Linked DNA regions of Mus musculus: region 2 is linked to region 1. A link is a contact called in ENCODE Hi-C data. All regions are on one chromosome and are shown on one strand. Each heading gives the region's core, a stretch centred on a gene start or an enhancer-like site at or near the end of the contact. The rest is flanking DNA. Distances are from core to core; before and after follow the strand shown.

Region 1 (2,700 bases), core at 31-2,530:
GAAACCTCAACCTCCTTCATGTAAATGAGACGGGTAGGGGTAACAGAGTTCTCCCCTCAAGCAGCCAGGCAACCACTGGGCTCAGAGAGGCAAACAAGTACCTCGGGCTTGAAAGTGAATAGCGCACTCTTAATCAATACACAATTACTTCCGACAGGAAGAGGAAAGTTCGGAAACTCCTCTTTGAGTGGGTAGGTTTGGAAGAGGTAGGAGCGTCAACTATCATTCTTCCTATAGGGATTTTTTTTTTTAAGACAGGGTCTCATTGTGTAGCATGCTAGGGTTAAAGGCGTGTGCCACCACTGTCCGGTCCCTAAACTTAATTGCCACTCCCAAGTCTGAAAACTGAACGCAGGTAGCTGGGGGCTCCCGCATCAGCGCCAGGGTGCATCCGGCTAAGGTAGCGCCAGCAGCCCCTCCGCAGTCCGGACACAGTGTTTGTGAATCACAGTACCGAACAGTATCAGATGGCGGTGTACCAGGTGGGGCAGCGACTTCGGACTTACAGAGAGTAATGACAACTTTCAATTTAGAGCAAACTTCGAAAGTTGCATTATCCACAGACCTCCGGGATGACTCGGTCGCCACACTTTGGCCCCCACATCACTCCCCGCGGGCCACAAGGGCCGCTTTGTGCAGGCGAGCGAAGAGCTAGGGCCCCAGCACCGGGCCCGGAGGCTTCCCCTCCCAAGTCCCCAGCGCCCTCGGGCTCCGCCACCAGACGCACACTGTTTACACAGGAAGGGAAGGCTCCTCCTCAGCCCGGGAGGGAACCCGCCAGCGCACGCAGATCTGATGCCCGCGCCTCGCCGACCCTTCTGGGAGCGCCCTGGGGTGCACTGCACCCTCGGCTCCCGCAAGCGGCCGCGGGCGAGCAAAAGTTGAGGAGCGCGCGGCGGGGCGGCGCGGCTTACCTGCGAGGCGCGGAACGAGCGCGCAGAGCCCGAGCAGACAGGCGTAGAGGGTCGCGGGCACCCGCGGCATGATGCGCGCCGCTCGGCTGGGGCGCTCGGCGGGGGCGGAGCGGGGCCGAGGCCGGGGACCGCAGCCGCATGCCGGGCGCTGCGCTCCGGCTCACGGCGCCCGCGGCCGGGCTGGTCCGCGCCCGGCCGCCACCATCCTCCTCGCTGGCCCGCTGGGACGCTCGGAGTTGTCGCTGCTCCGGACGCACCCTCGCCGAGTCCCCCGCGCGTCTACTCTCGGAGACCCTTCCCTTTTTCCTCGGCCGCCAGCCCCCACTCTTCTCTGCTTTCTCCTCCCCCCTCTCCTGCGGGCCGCCACTCGGTCAGTTTACGGCTAGGCGGGACGGGGCGGGGCGAGCTCGGGCCGGACCAGCTCCGCCCTGCACCGGGACCCGCCAGCACGCCTAGATCCTGGGTTGCCCAGGTGGCTGTCACAGCTGACCCACTTGTGGGGATCGGGTGTTCGAAACTTCTAGTTAGGGTCTCCCTCCCCGGTCTTGGAGTTGGGAGGGGGCGGGGCGCGCTCCATTAGGCCTGCAGAGATTACTTGGGCCAAAGCAATCTCAGTTTTGACTTCAGGATCGTGGGGCAGTTACGGCTTGGATCTGTCAGGCCATTTCGTCATGCCACAAGCGCATGCCAGGCCAGGCCTCGCCCGAGAATATTCAATCCAGACGCCACGCTTGGGATGGGCAGGGGAGGACACGTGGAACGTGGAAGTTCAGGTGAAGCGGAGGGCACCCTGGTGAGCAGGCACTGTGATAAGTGCTAACATCCCTCCCGTTGTTTAGGTGAGCAAACTGAGCCACCAAGGGTTAATATACTGGAGGAAGCGACTGCTAGCTTTTTCCCTGAAATCCAGATTTAAGTAAGGCAGCCTAACCTTTGCCTATTAAGAACCAGCTGGAGCTGGGCATGGTGGCACACGACTTTACACGGCACTTGGGAGGCAGGGGCAGTCAGATTTCTGAGTTTGAGGCCAGCCTGGTCTACAGAGTGAGTTCCAGGACAGCCAGGGCTACACAGAGAAACCCTGCCTCGAAAAAACCAAAAGAAAAAATAAATAAATAAAAGAAGAAGAAAAAGAAGGAGGAGGAGGAAGAGGAAGAGGAAGAAGAAGAAGAAGAAGCAGCAGAAGCAGCAGCAGCAGCAGCTAGAAGGTCAGGACTTGGCGGTGTAGGTGCAAAAACCTACCTAAGGCGTTTGAATCTTAAAAACTTTGTTGTGTCCACCTTTCAAACTCTTAACTGGGTGGCACTGACAGGAGCCAGTTTGTAGTGTGTGCATAGGGAAAAGTGAACCAATCCAGAGCAAACTTCAAAGTTCATCCTTGGACCATATGCAAATTCGTACTCTGTCCTACATTGCTTTGTTATGACTTAAAAGTCATATTTGGCCGGGTGTGGTGGTGCACGCCTTTAATCCCAGCACTCAGGAGGCAGAGGCAGGCAGATTTCTGAGTTCGAGGCCGGCCTGGTCTACAGAGTGAGTTCCAGGACAGCTAGGGCTACACAGAGAAACCCTGTCTCGAAAAAAAATCATGTTTGCTGCTAACCATTATCCAGTAGAATTCATGCTGCATGCCAAGCGTGGTGGCGCACTCGGGAGGTAAAGGCAGGCAGATTTCTGAGTTCGAGGCCAGCCTGGTCTACAAAGTGAGTTCTAGGACAGTCAGGGCTATCTATACAGAGAAACCCTGCCTCAAAAAACCAAAAGAAAAAAAAAAAAAAAAAAGAAT
Region 2 (2,700 bases), core at 106-2,605, 9.9 Mb before region 1:
GCCCTCTGAAATACAACTTGTAAGGCAGCCCATATACTTTTTGTCCTATGACAAAGACAGAGGTAGTTCTGTGACTGGCCCCTGTGAGTTTTCTGTTACACACTTCCAGAGGGCAGGCTCCTGTGCGTCCTTAGTAAGGAAGGTGACACTTATGACAGCTGACTGTACCTCATGTTGATTGTGCCTTCTCAGCTGTCCCTGCATTCCAGTGGGATCCCTGAGAACCCCGAGCTACTGATGTGTTCCTTGGGAAGGGGCACAATTTTAAACTATGCTAATGCCAGTTCTGATGGGGCGATCGGTCCCAAGAAAGTTCTGTGTTATAAGCCAGTGCAATTGAATGCCTCTGGACACTTCCACAATTTCTCTCTTGTGTAGATGGTAGGATGTGCATATATGAAGCTTATAGCTTATCACTTTGCCTGTGCACGGGGTCTCTATGAAAGAAGGCTGAGCAGAAAGAATGGTGGAGAAATGGAGTTGGAACCCTTATCAAAGTATGCCTTCAGCCTGTGCCACCTTAGGACTGTTAAAAGGGGAGTCAGCTCATTGTGCTTACAATTTAAGCTGAGTTGGACTTATAACTAAAACTGTTTGAGCCGGGCATGGTGGCTCACTTAGGAGGCAGAGGCAGGCAGATTTCTGAGTTCGAGGCCAGCCTGGTCTACAAAGTGAGTTCCAGGACAGCCAGGGCTATACAGAGAAACCCTGTCTCGAAAAACAAAAACAAAAACAAAACAAACAAACAAACAAAATTAAAACTGTTTGAGCGGACAGCCTTACAGATCATACTTTCTAGTCAACAAGGTACCCTTTTAGGTGATGACAAATGAGACTAACTTCAGCCCAGCATGAAAAGTATTGCTATCCCATTTTATCCATGTAATTTCAAGTCTTCATATGCCCTATTTGGAGTCACTATCAAGTGACCCTGCATTGGAATGACACCCATTCCAGTGAATTCCAGTGGAGGTGGTGTTGGGTGACAATTTATTGCCCATTTGACAGCATTTCCTCAGCCTCTGTGTTTTCCTTTTTACCACAACTTAAAATTTAACTTTTTTCTTTTTTGGCCTTTTCCAGCTCTTGACTCAATTCTGGCCAGTTAGACTGAAATTCCTTGGGGAGATGGTTCAAGTTGAGCTGTTTCAGATTTCTCTACCTTCTCCCCTTTCTCCCTCACCCTTTCCCTCCATCTTCCCCCATTTCTCTCTCTGTTCCCTGCCATCCTATATTTGGACACTGATAAGATGCCTGAGGCTTTATCAGCTAGTCTGTCATAGTGTAAGGAAGTAGGTGACTTGCCCAAACAGCCAAGGGAACAGATAGAAGGCTTTGCGCCTGGATATCATAGGGCAGCTGGATAACATCAGCAGACACCTCCCTCCAGAATTCTGGCATGGGACAGAAATAACCTGTTTTGTTTACATCGAAGCGAGTCAGGCTTGCCTGAATATACAACATAATAGTCTCCTCTAACTCACCCATGCTACTATGGGAAGGCCAGTCAATTTTGTTCAGAAAAGATAAATGTATCCAAGTCAGACTATGGATTTTGTGAGTCTTCTGGCTCTCAGATAGTTTTCTTCTCATGTGTGTCCTATCCTCCGAGGGCTCTCAGATCTTTAAGCTGACAGCAGCACCGTACAATATTGTTTCCTCTTAGGTACGAATAATAATTACTAGACCAGCCACTCGAACTGCATCATCTTCAGGACACATTAAGAAGCATGGAGGTTGGCTTTTGTCTTGGACACAATCAAATCTTAGTTGAATCATGGCTGCTTTAAATCTTACCCTCTGCTCTAGCAAGATAAACCCTTGACTACTGGAGAAAGACCCAGATACTGAATTGTATTGACTAGAGGCTAGTCTCTAAAGCCTTGAGGTAACTTGACAAGAACAAAAAGTGTCTTCCAGAGTCAACCCATTTCCCAGTGGGGTATAGCTCTGCTCCTCCATGCATTTAGGTGAATATAGGCTTCATCAACCATGCACCGACTTTCTGAAAACTGTCCTGAACAATGGGGTGCTGTTTTTCATTGTTGTTTTGGGGGATAGTGGATGACTAACAGCTTGATCACATCTATTTTCACTGGACACAACCGCGAGACACAGCTCCAGAGAGTCTGTTAAGGCCTTTGGTCAGGTTTCTGATGGTTTTCTACAAAACTGGTTGCTCTCTTGTGTTCAACAGTAGATTGGGGACATCATTGATATTGGTAACTGTGGTCAGAAGGGGATTGCCATGCTGTTCTAGTGCAGAAAAGTCACAATACTCATGTTCTAAATAAGTACGGACAGAAAGTTTCCATTAGGGTCCAACCAGACTTCCTGAAGCAAACACCAATAGGCAGTTCAACAGAGCCCCTCTTTGGTCAACATCACTTTCCTTGTTGGGAGCCATTTAGGCAACGCTATTGTCCTGATCTCTGAATTGGGCCTCTCCCCCCGAGAAGAAAAGAGGGTCAAAAGCAGGCCACCGACACATGGATTCCGAGAACTACAGGATGTTCCAGCCCTGGGTCATCACCGCTCTCCTGACCACACCCTGACACCACCAAGTTCCTGCTTCCCCGTGTAGCTGTCAAAAGAAAGAATTTCTATTGCCCCTCCTCCCATAAGTACTTCTCCTTTTGCTTGTATTGCCCTGCCCCTCCCACTGATAAGTATCTGTACTTCCCCCTTTGCTTGTGCATT

Evidence for each region. A loop is a pair of places that touch in the nucleus more often than their neighbours do.
Region 2: a map of regulatory T cell shows a loop between it and region 1 (13-fold over the local background). The contact joins the enhancer-like site here to the promoter of Itgb5 in region 1. A Hi-C loop is called at or near these places in 2 of 37 maps with a recorded cell type or tissue (T-helper 17 cell and regulatory T cell).

The regions. Positions count from the first base shown.
Region 1 is chr16:33,828,245-33,830,944 of GRCm38, reverse strand. Itgb5 (integrin beta 5) reads right to left here and starts at 1,280. Exons shown (of 15, transcript NM_001145884.1): 1 at 915-1,280. The coding sequence starts at 984.
Region 2 is chr16:43,771,211-43,773,910 of GRCm38, reverse strand. All of the region lies in intron 1 of Drd3 (dopamine receptor D3), which reads right to left. Among named protein-coding and RNA genes, the nearest start is that of Drd3, 10 kb to the right of the region's middle. Within about 2 kb of position 1,355, at least 1 of the 3 ENCODE cell types and tissues checked has a DNase peak (open chromatin) inside an H3K27ac peak, as active enhancers do.